Linked DNA regions of Homo sapiens: region 1 is linked to region 2. Evidence: chromatin loops called from intact Hi-C (ENCODE). Cell type or tissue: sigmoid colon. All regions are shown on one strand. Links, peaks and the distances in the headings refer to the core of each region. The heading gives the core; the rest is flanking DNA.

Evidence for each region. Hi-C counts contacts between places; a loop is a spot of excess contacts. Peaks named below come from ENCODE experiments on the same cell type or tissue, not always from the same donor. Only the 100,000 strongest peaks of a DNase experiment are listed, where the experiment ranks them.
Region 1: it touches region 2 in a loop (6-fold over the local background); 51 of 110 quality-filtered maps call a loop at or near these places.

Annotation. Positions count from the first base shown.
Region 1 is chr17:4,829,455-4,838,614 of GRCh38, forward strand. It overlaps MINK1 (misshapen like kinase 1), which reads left to right and starts at 3,886. Exons shown (of 32, transcript NM_153827.5): 1 at 3,886-4,186. The coding sequence starts at 4,130. RefSeq lists an enhancer at 2,943-3,729 and silencers at 3,707-4,176, 4,187-4,436. In sigmoid colon, for the core only: no CTCF peak of the experiment used is centred there; DNase peaks (open chromatin) are centred at 3,877 and 4,882; H3K4me3 peaks cover 2,235 bases; H3K27ac peaks cover 3,234 bases.
Region 2 is chr17:4,884,047-4,893,206 of GRCh38, forward strand. It overlaps MINK1 (misshapen like kinase 1), which reads left to right. Exons shown (of 32, transcript NM_153827.5): 5 at 317-427; 6 at 866-956; 7 at 1,437-1,567; 8 at 1,865-1,919; 9 at 2,074-2,152; 10 at 2,405-2,580; 11 at 3,064-3,133; 12 at 3,534-3,744; 13 at 5,601-5,717; 14 at 6,471-6,689; 15 at 6,905-7,078; 16 at 7,410-7,670; 17 at 8,103-8,188; 18 at 8,356-8,466; 2 more. Among named protein-coding and RNA genes, the nearest start is that of C17orf107, 11 kb to the right of the region's middle. In sigmoid colon, for the core only: CTCF peaks have their summits at 5,221 (motif pointing left) and 5,426; a DNase peak (open chromatin) is centred at 5,195.

The sequences.
Region 1 (9,160 bases), core at 767-8,766, 54 kb before region 2:
CAAGCAATCCTCTTGCCTCAGCCTCCCAAGTAGCTGGGATTATAGGCACACCCCACCACGCCCGGCTAATTTTTTGTATTTTTAGTAGAGACGGCATTTCACCATGTTGGCCAGGCTGGTCTCGAACTCCCAATCTCAGGTGATCCACCTGCCTCAGCCTCCCAAAGTGCGGGGATTACAGGTGTGAGCCACCATGCCCAGCCAATCTGGTTTTTGTTTTGTTTTGAGATGGAGTTTCGCTCTTGTTGCCCAAGCTGGAGTGCAATGGCATGATCTCGGCTCACCACAACCTCCGCCTCCCAGATTCAAGAGATTCTCCTGCCCCGGCCTCCTAAGTAGCTGGGATTACAGGCATGCGCCACCACACACGGCCAATTTTGTATTTTTAGTAGAGACGGGGTTTCTCCATGTTTGTCAGGATGGTCTCGATCTCTTGACCTCGTGATCCACCTGCCTTGGCCTCCCAAAGTGCTGGGATTACAGGCGTGAGCCACCGTGCCTGGCCTTTTTTTTTTTTTTTTTTTTTTGAGACAGAGTCTCGCGCTGTTGCCCAGGCTGGAGTGCAGTCGCCTGCCTTGGCTTCCCCAAGTGCTGGGATTGCAGGCATGAGCCACCACGCCCGGCCAATTTTTTTTTTTTTTTTTTTTGAGACGGAGTCTTGCTCTGTCGCCCAGGCTGGAGTGCAGTGGCACGACCTCGGCTCACTGCAAGCTCCGCCTCCGGGGTTCACACCATTCTCCTGCCTCAGCCTCCGGAGTAGCTGGGACTACAGGCGCCCACCACCACGCCCGGCTAATTTTTTTTTGTATTTTTGGTAGAGACGGGGTTTCACCGTGTTAGCCAGGATGGTCTTGATCTCCTGACCTCGTGATCCTCCCGCCTCAGCCTCCCAAAGTGCTGGGATTACAGGCGTGAGCCACTGCACCCGGCTTTTTTTTTTTTTTTTTTTTTGAGACGTTGTCTTGCTCTGTCACCCAGGCTGGAGTGCAGTGGCACGTTCTCGGCTCACTGCAACCTCTGCCTCCCGGGTTCAAGCGATTCTTCTGCATCGGCATCCCGAATAGCTGGGATTACAGGCGCCTGCCACCATGCCCGGCTAATTTTTGTATTTTTAGTAGAGACATGGTTTCACCATGTTGTCCAGGCTGGTCTCAAACTCCTGACCTCAGGTGATCCACTCGTCTCGGCCTCCCCAAAAGTGCTGGGATTACAGGCGTGAGCCACTGCACCCGGCTTTTTTTTTTTTTTTTTTTTTGAGACGTTGTCTTGCTCTGTCACCCAGGCTGGAGTGCAGTGGCACGTTCTCGGCTCACTGCAACCTCTGCCTCCCGGGTTCAAGCGATTCTTCTGCATCGGCATCCCGAATAGCTGGGATTACAGGCGCCTGCCACCATGCCCGGCTAATTTTTGTATTTTTAGTAGAGACATGGTTTCACCATGTTGTCCAGGCTGGTCTCAAACTCCTGACCTCAGGTGATCCACTCGTCTCGGCCTCCCCAAAAGTGCTGGGATTACAGGCGCAAGCCACCGTGCCCGGCCAATTTTTTGTATTTTTAATAGAGACAGAGTTTCACTATGTCTGCGAGGCTTGGCCGGTTGTGGTGGTTCACGCCTGTAATCCCTGCACTTTGGGAGGCCAATGCAGGTGGATCACCTGAGACCAGGAGTTCGAGACCAGCCTGGCCAACATGATGAAACCCCGTCTCAACTGAAAATACAAAAAATTAGCTACGCGTGGTGGCGTGCACCTGTAATCCCAGCTACTCAGGAGGCTGAGATAGGAGAATTGCTTGAACCCGGGAGGCGGAGGTTGCAGTGAGCCAAGATTGTGCCACTGCACTCCAGCCTGGGCAACGAGAACAAAACTCTGTCTCCACCAAGGTGACATTTTCCACCCTGTGTCCTGTTCCCCAATAAAAACAAATTCACAAATTCACAAAAAAACTAAACTAAACTAAAACTGTCTAAAAAAAAAAAAAAAAAAAAAAAAACAAACAAAAAACCCCACCATGTTGGCCAGGCTGGCCTCCAACTCCTGTCCTCAAGGGATCCTGTAATCTCCGCATTTTGGGAGGCCGAGGCAGGCAGATCACTTGAGGCCAGGGGTTTGAGACCAGATTGGGCGACATGGCAAAGCCCCATCTCTACAAAACATATAAAAATCAGCCAGGTGTAGTGGCATGCGCTGCCTGTAGTCCTGGCTACTTGGGAGGCTGAGGTTGGAGGATAGCTTGAGCCCAGAAGCTTGAGGTTGCAGTGAGCAGAGATCATACCATTGTACTCCAGCCTGGGTGACAGAGCGAGACTTTGTCTTTAAAAAAAAAAAAATAGAGGCTGGGCACAGTGGCTGACGCCTGTAATCCCAGCACTTTGGGAGGCCGAGGCGGGCGGATCACGAGGTCATGAGATCGAGACCATCCTGGCTAACATGGTGAAACCCCGTCTCCACTAAAAATACAAAAAATTAGCCGGGCGAGGTGGCGGGCGCCTGTAGTCCCAGCTACTCAGGAGGCTGAGGCAGGAGAATGGCATGAACCCGGAAAGCGGAGCTTGCAGTGAGCTAAGATCGCACCACTGCACTCCAGCCTGGGCGACAGAGTGAGACTCTGTCTCAAAAAAAAAAAAAAAAAAAAAAAAATAGAATTGACTTGAAGGAGTCAGGCCGGAAGGCCAAATAGGAGATGAATGGGGATAGCGGCTTGAATAAGGGCAGTGGCAAGGAAAATGGGCTAGGGGTTAGGGAAGGGGGCCGACTGGCTGTGCACCCAAATGCTAAAAACGGTCCAGAAAGGAATGTGTTCAGCTATTTTTCAAGGACTTCTAAATTAAACTCTCTTAAATGATGTTTATATTAAGGCTGGTGGTGGAGTCTTTCAGAGGCAGTGTTGGTGCTAGAAGAGCTCTTGAGGATCATACAGCCTCCCCCCTCAATTTCACAGTGAAAGAAAACCTCAGAGAAGCAAAGCAACTTGCTCAAGGTCACACAGCATTTCAGTGGTAGAACATGACTCGTGGTTCTTAGATAGCATTACCCAGCCTCCACTGAGGCTAATGGCTGTAGGCGCTATGCCAACATGACTAGATCTAAGGTGACCCAAGCTATATTTTAAGGGACTGAACGCAGATTCCCTCTCTTCCCCTTCGCCACCCCTTCCTCCACGCGCGACTCCAGTGATCAATGAATAATTGTGGAAACAGTTCCTTTGTGCAGAACACTTTGTTAAAAGAGGTGCAGAGATACACGTCTGCGGTAGGATTCCTTATCCTGAGATCTGAGAGCACCTCGATGCTTCCCCAACCTGCTAGGTGAGGGTGGAAAGGGCATTCCTGAGGCAGCCGGTGCCCCTCCTCTGCCCCCCAACTCCCACGTGGTTTCTCCAGCCAAGTTCTCACGGAGTGGCCCCTCCCTCAGCGGCTCCACTGTTGCCATAGCAATTGGGTGGGTGGACAGCCCGTCCTATCTAGAGGCCACCCAGCCCTCGCGTGGGGAGTTACCATAACAACCCCCTAGTAATAGAGGGGGTTGGGTACCGCCCCCTTCCCCCGCAAATGGAAAGGTGGGTGGCTTGATTGGCAGCTGGGCACACGAAAGAAGGAGGGAAAGGGAAGGAAAGGCGTCAAAGGAGATCTGAGAAGGAAATAAGGGAGAGAAAGGGCAAAAAAAATAGGGAAAGAAAAGGAAACGCGTGTGCGCACGCGCACCAGCTGGTGGGCGCGCTCCGCGGCCGCCTCGGCCGCCGCCCACTTCTTTCACGCCAGGCTCGCGCGGTCGCTCCGTCCTCGCGCGCGCCTTTCGCCTGCTCGCCTGCGCCTGCGCGCAGGTGTCGGCGCCTAGGGGGAGGGGGCCCCGGCGCGCTCGCGTCACGCTCGCGCTTCCACCCTCCCAGTGCGCGGTCGCTCCGCGCCTGCGCAGGAGAGGTGGTAGGCTCGGGTGGCTGGCTCCGGGGAGATAGCGCCTGTCAGTCGGTGGGTCGGTCCTCGCGCCGGCCCTCCCCCTCCCCGGTCTCCGGGGGAGGCGCGGTGGAGTCCGCCCCCGGGGTTCTCCGATGGGGGAGAAGCGGCGACGGCGGCAGTGGAGTAACCGAGCCGGAGCGTGAGCGGCCCCGGTGCCCCGTTCCCCACGGAGGCCATGGGCGACCCAGCCCCCGCCCGCAGCCTGGACGACATCGACCTGTCCGCCCTGCGGGTGAGCGCGCCGTCCCCCAGCCTCGCCCTGGTTCCTGTCCCCGCCGCAGGGGAGGGAGCGGGGTGGCTGCACGCCTCACGTGCTCCCGGGCGCCCCCTCCACCAGCTTGGGTCCCCTTGGCGACCCGTGCCCCTTTCCCGGACTCCCGCCGCGGCTGGGCCCCCGCCCTCTGCTCCCTTCTCTCTCCACTGGCTGCAGATGCTGGGAGCCAGTTCGGTCCCCACCCTGTGGTGCCCCGCCCCCACACTTCCGTGCCACCCTACCTTTACTCTGGGGTTCGGGACCCACTGGTTCGCCTAAACTTAGCCTCCCCCATCACCTGGAGAACCTTTATTGTGGTTCCTTACCTCCTTTCGGCCCTTTTCCACCTTTGCCCTTACTTCTATCTTCTTCCTTCCCCTCCTCTTCCTCAGCTCCTGGAATTTTGACTTTGCAACTGTCTCGACAGCCTCTCTCTCATCCCTCTTTCTCTGCCTCGCCCACCCTTGAATTGCATCCTTTCCCTGGTCGGAATTTCAGCTACCCCACCCCTCGTGCCGTCACCCTCAATCCCATGTTCAGTTTTCCCTATCCCTTCTCTCCTGTTTCAAGTGCAGCAGTTCAGAACCAGGCATTTCCGGTCTCAGGGTCCCTGAATATTACATGACCAACTCTGCAGCAGCGTGGGGCTGGGAGCCCTCGGGGAGGAGGGGAGGCATTTCTTCTCTTTGGAAACTGTAGCACGGGCTGGGAAGAGGATGTTTACACACACACACACGCGCACACACGACACATGCTACATGTGGTCAGGCTGAAGGTTTGGAAAGGCAGTGGGTGTTTATGTTAGCTAAAGGCTGGAAGCAATGGAGACCTCTCAAGGTAGGGGCTAATAAGGAAAGGGGTTGAGAGGAAGCAAATGCTGCAGGAATTTCTTGGAAATACCCGTTCATTGTCCCTTGTGGGGCACTTACACACTCTGGTGGAAGAGCTTTCTGTAGCATTTATGTTTTTCTTCGGCAGGGAGCTTTGGCTTAAGGGGCAACTTAGTGATTTCAAGGTGAACACTCCAGACTATCAGCCAGGTGGTGTTTTGATCCTGTGCCCTTCCAGCGCTCTCACCAGGCCAAGGTGTGGGGAGAGCAGGACTTCCCATCTCTAGGTTCGCTTCTCTGGAGGCCCCTGCTCAGACTGTCTTCTGGCTTTTGAGTCAGCCAGGGAACATGGCCAGTAGTGGGAAAAGGCGGTCAGCCACACAGGTGCCCCGGATATGGCTGGAGGGGAGAGGGGAATTGAAGAGAGCAGAGTCATGTTGTTAATTGGGTTTCTCTAGGTGACACAGTTTTTTTTCTTCCCATTTTCAGGTCATAATTTGTTTGGTGCAATGTTGGGCTATGAGACCTGACTTGCTGGAGATAACGTGATAAATTTCTGGGGAGAGGGACTGAACGCTGAATTTCTCTGTGTGCGCAGGCACATGTGTGTGTGTTGATGAGGAGAGGGTCTGAAGGCTTTAGGAGGGAGATTCTTAAGGTCAGCTTGGCCAGGGTTTAAACTGGGATGCCCAAGTCGGGATATAAGATGGAAATCCAGATTCTGAGTAAAAGTCCCTTAATGTGCTCCATTCTGGGATGAACTTCCACCTTTCCTTCCTACCTTGGTTATTGATTAACTGGCTACAGGTTCCTGTGGCTGGGGTGACTAAAATACAATAAAAAATGGGTGGGTCAGGCCGGGCGAGGTGCTCACACCTGTAATCCCAGCACTTTGGGAGGCCGAGGTGGGGCATCACCTGAGGTCAGGAGTTCGGGACCAGCCTGGCCAACACTGTGAAACCCCATCCTTACTAAAAATACAAAAATTAGCCACACGTGGTGGCACACACCTGTGATCCCAGCTACTCAGGAGGCTGAGGCAGGAGAACTGCTTGAACTGGGGAGGTGGAGGTTGCAGTGAGCCAAGATTGCACCACTGCACTCCAGCTTGGGCGACAAAGCGAGACCTTGTCTTAAACAAAACAAAACAAAACAAAAAAACGGGGCGGGTCCAAACCACAACCTTTGCTTTGAACCTTGTGGGACTCTGCTTGGGTTTCTCTTTTAGCCTCTTTTGGTAGTTTGGCCTGGACCCTCAACCTGGGATTTCCAGCAATTCCACAAATACCCTCTGACCTTAGATGTGGTATTTCCCTTCTGGACTTCTCGGCTTGAAGCAATGTTAGCCTTCCTCAGTTGCCTCCAGCCTTACTCTCCTCTCCCCTCAGGAGACCGGGTGACCTGCTCCCAGTGCTTCTGTCTGGCCTGCCTTAAGCTGCTTAAGAAAGCATTCTGCTTCCCCCTTTCCACCCTAAAATGCAAGGGCTTGAGGGAGGGCTGTACCTCCTTTGACATGGGGCTAGCCAGGGCCTACCTTCTCCCTGCTGCAGACCTTTTCTCAGTGCCTGTCCCCCTGACTCCACCTCAGAGAGCTGTGGCACTGTCAAGCAGCTAGTGTGGTCATCTCTTGTGCTATTCCTGTCTGTTTTCCAGTGAGAAATGGTGTCTCCCTTTACTACACCATCTTGTGTTGGGGGCTGGGGAGAGGGATGGGAGAGGAACATATTCAGTATTTATTTGCTGGCCTTAAGGAGCCCAAGGTGTATTTCTCCTCTTGTTTCAAGATAAGGCTTGGTTTTCAGCTGGTGATGAGGGTAATCGTCTGATATTAGGGAAGATTGAATTGCGTTAATCTCTTAGCCATGTGTGGGGAGGCCAGATGGACCTGCTACTTTGTAGCCACAGCCACACTTGACCTCTTTGAGGTTCCTTTTCTCCACCAGCCTGGCTGCAGCGTGGTGAGGAAAAGCATGTGGTTTGAAGTTGCAGCCCTGAGTTCAAGTCCTAGTTTCTTCCCTTACAATGTAACCCTGGCCCTGCTCCCCTTACTGCAGATTCTGCCAAGAGCCTTACCCTCTCTAAGCTTCATTCAGTCCTGTATCGTGGGCATGGTAATAGTACTGAATGCAGAGTTGCTGAGGATTAAATGCACGTTAAGTACATAGTACAGTTCCCAGCACACAGTGATCATATATGTGATAGCCCTTTTTGCAGTTATTTTTATCAAATGGCAATCAGAGAAGCCTTCCAGGACAACTTTATCTAAAATAGCACTCCCTCCTCTGCTTTATTTTTATACAAAATTTTATATAGCATTCCCTTAGTCTGCTTTATCCTTCCTCATAGTATTTATCACCAGCTGACATATATATTCCTGTCAGCCCCACTAAAATGTCAGTTCAGTGGCCGGGTGTGGTAGCTCACGACCGTAATCCCAGCACTTTGGGAGGCCGAGGCAGATGGATCACCTGAGAGGTCAGAAGTTCGAGACCAGCCTGGCCAACATGGTAAAACCCCATCTCTACTAAAAAAAAAATACAAAAAAATTAGCCAGGCATGGTGGCGCACACCTGTAATCCCAGTTACTCGGGAGGCTGAGGCAGGAGAATCACTTGAACCTTGGAGGTGGAGGCTGCAGTGAGCCAAGATTGCACCACTGCACTCCAGCTTGGGCGACAAAGCCAGACTCTGTTTCAAACAACAACAACAACTACAACAAACAGTTCGGTGAAAGCTAAGATTTTGGCTGTTTTGTTCATTTTTGTATCCCCAGTGCCTGTAAGCATGTTTTGCACATAATGGGGGCTCAAACGTTTGTTGCAGAAGTGCCTCTTACAACACGTGCCACTTACAACACAGTGCAGTGCTTGCTTAGAGAAAGTATTCAATAAACCCCAGGCTTCTTAGGCTTCATTTTGCCCCTCTTTTATTTATGCACAATTAAGAATATATTTTTTCTGGGATGTTTTTAGAATCAGACCTTGTCTGGGGTAAACAGTTCTGGAAGCCTCCAGCTGAGCGATGCCCTTGAAGTAAAGTTAGGATCATCCAAGAGAAAATGTGGGCCTCTGTGTCTAAGCTTGGTTATATTCCAGGAGAACCTTCTGACTTGGAACTCTTGGCTTCTCACAAAGGATAAATATCAGTGGAAGTGGATGGGACAAGGAGGGGGCAGGCCCCGGCCTGACCTCTTTCCTTTTGCATTGCTCCTTTTGGTTGACCCACTTCGTAAATCAAACAGCTTCTTTTTACCATCCAGCTCGAAGTTTGACTGCAGTGTCCTTGAAACTGTGGAGCTATGCTTAGCGTCGCTGGATTGAAATCATAGCATGGAGCACATTCAAGGAGGACTTGTTGCTCGGTGGTAGCTGCTGACAGAGATGTTCTTTTTCAAATGATTTTGTGTTGTTGTGTCTGTTCTTTGGATAAGTGTCTTCGCCTTCCTCCTCTCTTCATGCGGCTGTGGAGCCAGCACCACTCGGAAAGCTGGCAGTTCTGGGCATGTATTTCTAGGCTGCTGAGCAACGTGGGACTGCCTCTGTGTTCTGATGTGCTAGCTGTCCAAATGTTGATGACAGATGCCTTAGGCAGGAGAATGGGAAGAGTGACCTCCTGCTGCAGAAGTAAGGACATTCAATAGTGACTTTTTTCCCCTGGAAAATTGCAAAAGGGGAATGGGGCTGTTTGGAGAGCTCGAGGCATTTAGATGAAGTGAAATGCTGCCTTGGCAAAATGACGGAAGGAAGATTACTGAGAACTTGGCTGAAACTAGGTGATCAGTCATTCCCCAAACAGAGGGAGAGACATCCCCACCCTTTATGCTATGGGATAGGACAGTTTGCCATAGTCCTTAGGGATATACACAGCAGGGAGGTTTTGACAGTTAAGATAACAGTAAGGTCAGCAAGAGAGCCAGCTGGCCCACCCCCTCACTCTTGCCCCAGGAGCTCAATTAAAACTCTGCTGGGTAGAATCCTGACTTCACATCTGGCCTCCATTCCTTTCCGCATTGAACTGTGTGCCTAAGACAGGGTAGCACACACAACTTGCACATGTAAACCATCTTTGTTTGTCATTTAGGGGACATGATGGCAGGAAGTGTGCAGCCGCTCTTGATAAGCTT
Region 2 (9,160 bases), core at 443-8,442:
GAGACGGAGTCTTGCTCACCATGTTGGCCAGGCTGGTCTTGAACTCCTGACCTCAGGTGATCCGCCTGCCTCAGCCTCCCAAAGTGCTGGGATTACAGGCATGAGCCACCGCACCCAGCCTTTTTCCCTCTCTGTCTTGACTTGAGGAAATCCTGTGGCCTTTGTGAGGCTTCTGTGGCCCTTGCTCTCTAGCTCATACCAGTTCTAACCCCAAGGTCTCTTATCCTCCTCCAGGAGTCTAGCAGGGGATTGGGGCAGGGGTGGGAGGGCTTGTCTGACTGATACTTTTCCTTTCGGTACCTTCCTGGGATCCTAGCTGGTGATGGAGTTCTGTGGTGCTGGTTCAGTGACTGACCTGGTAAAGAACACAAAAGGCAACGCCCTGAAGGAGGACTGTATCGCCTATATCTGCAGGGAGATCCTCAGGGTGAGCTCAAGGCCCCTCCCCTTGTCTTCTCCTCCGCTACCCTGGCTGGAGTTTCTCCATGAGCAAAGATCCTCCCTGCGCTGGGAGGAGACATCACTGCCCTCTTTAGGGAGCAGCAGGCCTGATGCGGGTGGGATGTGGAAGCAGGGTCCACACCTTGGGAAGTCTCAGGCTGTTGGAGGAGACAAGCTCCTGTTTCCAAGCTCTGCCGCTTCTCCACCTGTAACCCTGCAACTGCTGGGAATTCACCTGGAGCCACCTCTCTGAGGAAGCTCTCCAGGACAGCTCAGCTTGCTTGGGCTCCTGGTGGAGAAGGTCTGCTCCTTCAGCCCAGCCCTGTCCAGACTGACTGCTCCTTGTCCCCTCAACTCACTCCCCACTTACTCTTTCCTACCCCATCCAACACCATGGCTAATTTTCCCTGCTCTCCTGTCCCAGGGTCTGGCCCATCTCCATGCCCACAAGGTGATCCATCGAGACATCAAGGGGCAGAATGTGCTGCTGACAGAGAATGCTGAGGTCAAGCTAGGTGCGCCGGCTCCTTCTGAGGCTGACGAGGACCTTTCACCTCCAGAACAGAGAATGAGGGGCCCCTTTTTCTCTCTGGTGGCTCAGGCCCAACTCCCTTCCTACTGGGGAGGCTCACTCCCTCCCCTTTCCCCTCTCCCCCTGGAATGCCCTGCCTCCTGCTGAAAATCCCTCAGGAAGCTCTTCACCTGTCACCTGTTACGGGCCAGGTGCTCTGCAGGTTGCTCTGGGGAGATGGGATCTGATGGCCCTCCTGCCTGGGATGCTGTCCGTGATCCTTTTACCTGGGTTTTTCTCTAAGATGCTGGAAGATGGAATCGGGTTCTTCAGGATGGTGGTGGGGTAAAGGAGGGTGCTGGGGTGTCTGGGTCGGGCCAGGACCACAGCTGGCTCAGGCAAGTCCTGTGTGTGCACGCAGGGATGTGAGGCAAGGGAGCAGAGGTGACTCCCCACACTGACCCCTCCCTCTGTGTCTTCACAGTGGATTTTGGGGTGAGTGCTCAGCTGGACCGCACCGTGGGCAGACGGAACACTTTCATTGGGACTCCCTACTGGATGGCTCCAGAGGTCATCGCCTGTGATGAGAACCCTGATGCCACCTATGATTACAGGGTATGGAGTGGAAAGTTGGGAGCATGGGGGCTGCCAAGGGCGGGAAGCAATATGGGGACCACGGGGCCTGAGCAGGCTGGGGAACAGAGGAAGGTCAGATGATGTTAGCAGTGAGGGGCTGGGGAACATCTTACGGCAAGGCAAGTGTGGGTGGGAAGATGGGATGGGTTGGAAGGCACTGCTGCAGGAATGGGTGTGGCCCAGGAAGGCTCCTGAGAGGCCAGGATGGTGGGTGAAGAGAGGTTGCAGGGCAGAGTTGTCAGGAATATTCACTTGTTCCTTCTTTCCCGTCTATAGAGTGATATTTGGTCTCTAGGAATCACAGCCATCGAGATGGCAGAGGGAGCCCCCCGTAAGTTCTGAGTCTGCCGGGAGTGGGAGGGGAGGGAAAGGAAGGGCCCAGAGAGTGGCTGTAGGGAGGAGGTGGGTCCTGGGACCCTGCCGAGGAAGGGTCCTGTAGCTCCCAGTGCAGTGAAAGGGACTGAGGGTGTCTCCTCTGTGTCCAGCTCTGTGTGACATGCACCCCATGCGAGCCCTCTTCCTCATTCCTCGGAACCCTCCGCCCAGGCTCAAGTCCAAGAAGTGGTAGGTCTCTGAGAGTGTGGGCTCTGGGAAGGAAGGTCCCTGGACAAGGCCATCCCCACCTTCATGCCCTCTGTGCTCAGGCTTGGATCTCACCAGAGAAGAGATTCTGGGGGGCAGAGGGCGGTGACTGGTGTTGGGATATGAAGACAGGAGGGACGTCAAGGTGGCTTGTGGATGAATGATCCACCCTCTTCCTCCTGCACCCATCCCTTCTGAGGGGACCCTCCCAGTGTGAGCCACCACTGTTTCCAGGTCTAAGAAGTTCATTGACTTCATTGACACATGTCTCATCAAGACTTACCTGAGCCGCCCACCCACGGAGCAGCTACTGAAGTTTCCCTTCATCCGGGACCAGCCCACGGAGCGGCAGGTCCGCATCCAGCTTAAGGACCACATTGACCGATCCCGGAAGAAGCGGGGTGAGAAAGGTCAGTGGGCAGGCTGGAGGGGGCAGGTACTAGGGGACACTCCAGCCTGGCTCCTCTCTGCCAGCCCTGCTCGCTCCTGGCACCCCTTCCTGCTCCCCTCCTTGGCCCCAGCTCTCCCTGTCCAAGGAGATCGTTCTCAAACTTGCAACCCCCAAGGGGTTTTCCCTCCTTTCCCTCCCAGTCTGAATCAGCCTTCCAAAGGAGGACCGGCCTTTCGCATCCTTACAAAAACTCCATGCTAAGCACATGTGTGTGCGAGCACAAGCACAGGCTCTGCCACACCTCAGCTGCCCTGGGACCCAGTCCCGGTCCTGTCCAGGCCCACACCTGAGACCCGCTGTCCTCCCATTGCCCCCAGGAAGTGGGTGGGGCCCCTCATGCTTGCCCAGCCAGAGAGACCTGGTTATCCCCACCCAAGGTTTCCCTAGCCCACGGCGGGTCTGGGGCGCTGGGTGAGATAACTGCAGTGGCCTCCCCCTGCAGAGGAGACAGAATATGAGTACAGCGGCAGCGAGGAGGAAGATGACAGCCATGGAGAGGAAGGAGAGCCAAGGTAGGCCTGGCAGGTGGAGTGGGGGTTGGGGCGGTCATCGCTGAGTGGGGGGACTACAGTGGTGCTTGGCTTTGGGGACTCTCAGCCTGGGGGTGGTGGGCACAGAGAGGTAGAGACTCCTGGAAACCAAATTTCTGAGTGCTAAGAAGTGGAACCAATGACTGAGCAAGAGCTGGGGAGAGAGCAATTTGTGGTGAATGTGGGGCGCAGCAGTAATAGGAAAGGAGGACAGGACTGAAGACTGGGCAGAAGGGGACGGTAAGTCTCCTGGCCACCTGGGAGTGGCCAGAGGCAGAGGCTTTGATCCAGTTAAAGCACCCACTCAGGCGGGCCCACGGGGTTGAGAGTGGGAACCAACAGGGTTCTGACCCCAGTGCTTCTTTGTGCCACCCCTGCCCAGCTCCATCATGAACGTGCCTGGAGAGTCGACTCTACGCCGGGAGTTTCTCCGGCTCCAGCAGGAAAATAAGAGCAACTCAGAGGCTTTAAAACAGCAGCAGCAGCTGCAGCAGCAGCAGCAGCGAGACCCCGAGGCACACATCAAACACCTGCTGCACCAGCGGCAGCGGCGCATAGAGGAGCAGAAGGAGGAGCGGCGCCGCGTGGAGGAGGTGGGCTGTCTCCGAAGGGCCCAGGCCTGGCGCGGCCTCCTCCTGACCTGCCCCGGGTCCATTAGGGCCTTGGAGAACAGGTTTTAAAATGCCTTAAATGAATGGCATTTCTGTTGAAACAATTATATGATTTCAAATTTCATGATGAGCTGGACTTAACACAAAATGTAATCCCATCACTTTGGGAGGCTGAGGTGGGTAGATCACCTGAGGTCAGGAGTTTGAGACCAGCCTGGCCAACATGGTGAAACCCCATCTCTACTAATAATACAAAAATTAGCCAGGTGTGGTGGCGCATGCCTGTAATCCCAGCTACTCCGGAGGCTGAGGCAGGAGAATTGCTTGAACCCGGGAGGCGGAGGTTGCAGTGAGCAGAGATCACACCACTGCACTCCAGCCTGGGTGACAGAGCAAGACTCCGTCTCTAATAATAATAAGCAATAACCCGCAGCACCCACACTGTCCACCTGCTACCTCCAAAGTAGGCCCTCTCATTGTTGAACAAAAAATAATTTGCAAGAAAACCTGCTACAGAAGAGCCTTGTGCAGTTTTGAAAATATAGGCCAGGTGAGGTGGCTCACGCCTGTAATCCCAGCACTTTGGGAGTCGGAGGATGGGGGCGGATCGTGAGATCAGGAGTTCGAGACCAGCCTGTCTAATATGGTGAAACCCCATCTCTACTAAAAATACACAAATTAGCCAGGCGTGGTGGTGCACGCGCCTATAGTTCCAGCTACTTAGGAGGCTGAGGCAGGAGAATCGCTTGAACCTGGGAGGTGGAAGTTGTAGTGAGCTGAGATCACGCCACTGGCCTGGGGAACAGAGCAAGACTCCGTCTCCAAAAAATAAAAAAATAAAATAAATATAGCGTTCAGATAGTATAGTAACAAAGTCCTATCTTTTTTTTTTTTTTTTTTTTGAGATGGAGTTTTGCTCTTGTTGCCCAGGGTGACGAGTGCAGTGGCGCACTCTAGGCTCACCGCAAAACCTCCGTCTCCCAGGTTCAAGTGATTCTCCTGCCTCAGCCTCCTGAGGAGCTGGGATTACAGGAATGCGCCACCACGCCCGGCTAATTTTGTATTTTTTTCAGTAGAGACAGGGTTTCTGCATGTTGGTCAGGCTGGTCTCGAACTCCCGACCTCAGGTGATCCACCTGCCTCGGCCTCCCAAAGTGCTGGGATTACAGGTGTGAGCCACCGCGCCCAGCCACAGAGTCCTATCTAACAAGGTGTTACCTGGAGAAGGCCTGCTGGCAACTTCATTGCAGAAGTAGGCACAAGTTCCCTCAAGTGTAAGGGTCCCTCAGGGTTTGTGCTTTTGTTGGTGGTGGTGGTGGTAGACTTCGTGAAAGCCACCACAGAAATACCGTGAAAGTAAAGTACCACCTGGGCACTGGTGCTTGTCAAGGAGTGGGCCAGGTCCCTCTTTTCTGTGCTTTCTGTGCACGGGCACCTGGTGCCCTCTTGTGGCCAAAGGCTATCACTACGACCCGCTCTATATGGACTTCAGGCAAAGGTCGATTTTAGGCTAGGAGTGCTGGGGAGGCTTGTTTTGAGTTCGGCTTTGGTTTGTTGTTTGGTGGGGTGTGGGGAGTGGAAGGTGTTGTCTAGCTAAGCCCACCCCACAGGCAGCAGTCAGTCTCACAGCCTCTCTCGTCACAGCTACCGGCTGTTTACCCGAGCCCAGCCCCGCGGGCCCTTGGGTGGGGATGGGTATAGTTGCAGAAACAAGCGGAAGCCGGTCTCTCTTACCACCCTCCGTGGTGAGCAAGGAGGGCTCCCCTCCCTGTCCATGGAGGGGCAGTGCTGACGCGATGTCCGGTATGGTTCTTAAGACCACCTGGCTCTCCCCACAGCAACAGCGGCGGGAGCGGGAGCAGCGGAAGCTGCAGGAGAAGGAGCAGCAGCGGCGGCTGGAGGACATGCAGGCTCTGCGGCGGGAGGAGGAGCGGCGGCAGGCGGAGCGCGAGCAGGTAGAGCGCCGCACCCGCATCCCTGCCCTCCCGCCCTCCCGCTCCTGCTGCCTGCCGCCCCTGCTCCCCGTGCCCTTCCCCCTTCTCTCCCCCACCCCCAGATTCCTCCTATCTTTTCTAGCTTCACTCTTTCTCTCTGTTTTCTCCCACCCTTCAACCCCAACCCTGACCCCCTCCCTCTTCCTTCCCTGCCTCATTCCCATCTCTTTACCCCATCCCTGACTCCCCGACCCCTTCCTCATCCCCCCTCATTCCCTGTGCCCTCTTCTTCCCCATCTGTGCCGCATGGCCCCCTGGGGCTCATGTCATCCCCTCCCCTACCTCTCTCTTACTCTTCCCCTGCACCCCCTCATTCTCCTGCGGATCCCTTCCTCCTTCTCCAACTCGCTGCTGCTGCCCTCCTCTGCCTCTTCCTCCTTCCCTGCCCTCTGCCCCCCACCCCACACCCCGTCCCCCAGGAATATATTCGTCACAGGCTAGAGGAGGAGCAGCGACAGCTCGAGATCCTTCAGCAACAGCTGCTCCAGGAACAGGCCCTGCTGCTGGTAACGGGTCCCTCAGCGTCCTCTGGGAAGATGCTTTTCAGAGCTTCTTTGCTGGAACGGGATGGGAACACTTCAAGGGAAGGGATTCACCCAGGACATCAAGGGAATACATCTCCTCTCTAGGCAGTTGGAGAAAAGAGAGGGCATGCCTGCTCTAACTCCCAGGGCCACACCCTGCTGAGCCCTCTCTCCCTACCCTTGGGCCCAGGAATACAAGCGGAAGCAGCTGGAGGAGCAGCGGCAGTCAGAACGTCTCCAGAGGCAGCTGCAGCAGGAGCATGCCTACCTCAAGTCCCTGCAGCAGCAGCAACAGCAGCAGCAGCTTCAGAAACAGCAGCAGCAGCAGCTCCTGCCTGGGGACAGGAAGCCCCTGTACCATTATGGTCGGGGCATGAATCCCGCTGACAAACCAGCCTGGGCCCGAGAGGTACTCACTGCCTCCTTTGCCTCCTGAGACTGCAGTCCCACTGCCTGAGGCCTGGAGAGCCACAAGAAGTAGTAGTTCACAGTAGCAGGCACCAAGTAGGGGAAAGGAGCACACAGCACAGAGCATAGGGCGGGAGTAGTTAGGGCAGGTGGGACCCTCAGTTTTGAGAACAGGGAGGCAAGAGCTGGCCTGCTTGACATCCCTTCACATCACAGGTAGAAGAGAGAACAAGGATGAACAAGCAGCAGAACTCTCCCTTGGCCAAGAGCAAGCCAGGCAGCACGGGGCCTGAGCCCCCCATCCCCCAGGCCTCCCCAGGGCCCCCAGGACCCCTTTCCCAGACTCCTCCTATGCAGAGGCCGGTGGAGCCCCAGGAGGGACCGCACAAGGTGAGTCTCTCCCCACCCCTGTCTTAATGAAGACACAGGGAGCTTTGTTCAGAGCACAGGTACACACACACGCGCGCACACACACACACACACACACACACCTGCTCAGCCGTGAGCCAGGATTACAGAGCACAGGCTTTGTGGACAGACTCACTCACCTGCTTCTTGCTGCCTGTGTCTGTCCTGACTTAGCTGTCATCAGGCTCAAGGAACCCCTTGTCCTTCAATGGAGGAAGGGGCAGCTAAAGTCCTTTCCCACCCCAGACCCCAATTCGCAGGTGGGGATGTGCCATGGAGCAGGCAGCCCACCCTCCCTGGTCTCTCCCTGCAGAGCCTGGTGGCACACCGGGTCCCACTGAAGCCATATGCAGCACCTGTACCCCGATCCCAGTCCCTGCAGGACCAGCCCACCCGAAACCTGGCTGCCTTCCCAGCCTCCCATGACCCCGACCCTGCCATCCCCGCACCCACTGCCACGCCCAGTGCCCGAGGAGCTGTCATCCGCCAGAATTCAGACCCCACCTCTGAAGGACCTGGCCCCAGCCCGAATCCCCCAGCCTGGGTCCGCCCAGATAACGAGGCCCCACCCAAGGTAAGGACAGTTCTGCAGGCCCAGGGAAAAGCAGAGAGCTAGTCATGAAGAGAAGGAGGGCAGTGAAGGGGCAGGCCACATGGAGGAAGAGTGCAGGGCGGGAAGCGAGAGAAAGCCAGGGCGCTGCCCTGCCGGGGTCAGCCGTCCAGCTGAGGACGCGACGTGGAGGGGTGGCATCGATCCCTGTGGGGAGCGTGGGAACGGAGAAACGCCCAGGGTGTTTTGGGAGCGCTAAGGGGCAGACTTTGCCAGTTAGAACCGCAGCTCCACCATCATCCGGCTTCATAACCCTGGACGTATTCACTAACTCCCCTGAACCTCAGTTTTCTCATCCATCAAAGTGGGGGAGCTCACCTCTCAGAGGTGAGGCTTAAACATCTGAGAAGTGCCTGTCGCAGCGCCAGCTCGCAGCACGTGGACTTCTCTCCACAGGTGCCTCAGAGGACCTCATCTATCGCCACTGCCCTTAACACCAGTGGGGCCGGAGGGTCCCGGCCAGCCCAGGCAGTCCGTGCCAGGTAATGCCTGGGTAGGGCAACGCCTGGGTGAGGTCTGAGGGCAGCCTAGGGAGTAGGGGGGGCACAGGGACTTTACCAGCCTACCCGCCTGGGGGTGGGAAAGCCCCAGCCCCATCACCTCAGCGCCCCCCCGCCGCCCCCTCGGCACCCCTGTGCTCCCTTCACAGACCTCGCAGCAACTCCGCCTGGCAAATCTATCTGCAAAGGCGGGCAGAGCGGGGCACCCCAAAGCCTCCAGGGCCCCCTGCTCAGCCCCCTGGCCCGCCCAACGCCTCTAGGTAATAGAGTTGTCCCCCAACTCACTCTCACCTCTCACTTCTGCCACCCGCTTCCCTGGTGATGGCTCCCTCTGCAGTGCAGCTCAGCACCCCAGAGAAGGGAGCACCGTGCCTCCCTGACCCTGACTCTGCCCCCCCAACAGTAACCCCGACCTCAGGAGGAGCGACCCTGGCTGGGAACGCTCGGACAGCGTCCTTCCAGCCTCTCACGGGCACCTCCCCCAGGCTGGCTCACTGGAGCGGAACCGCGTGGGAGGTATGTGAGCCAGGGCTGGGCAGCCTGCTCTGGGCCTGGGGGCTTATCACCATGGACCCTGCCTTTGGTGGCTTTGGACTGGGGCACCCACACGGACAGGGAGGACCTGTGTGGGTATGGAACTTGGGGCTGAGTTCTGGGGCTCAGGGTGTGGGCTTGAGGCCATCCCTTGTTCAGGCATCAGTGACCTTCTTCCACCCTGCCGTCCAGTCTCCTCCAAACCGGACAGCTCCCCTGTGCTCTCCCCTGGGAATAAAGCCAAGCCCGACGACCACCGCTCACGGCCAGGCCGGCCCGCAGTGAGTCACCTGGTGGCAGGCATGGCCTGCCTCATCCTGGTTTGGGGCTTAGCCTCAGGGTGCTGGGTGTCAGGGGTGGGGTCTCCGCTGATCTACCGAGAAGGGCTGTGGGGATGGAGGGACTGGTGCTTCTCATGGT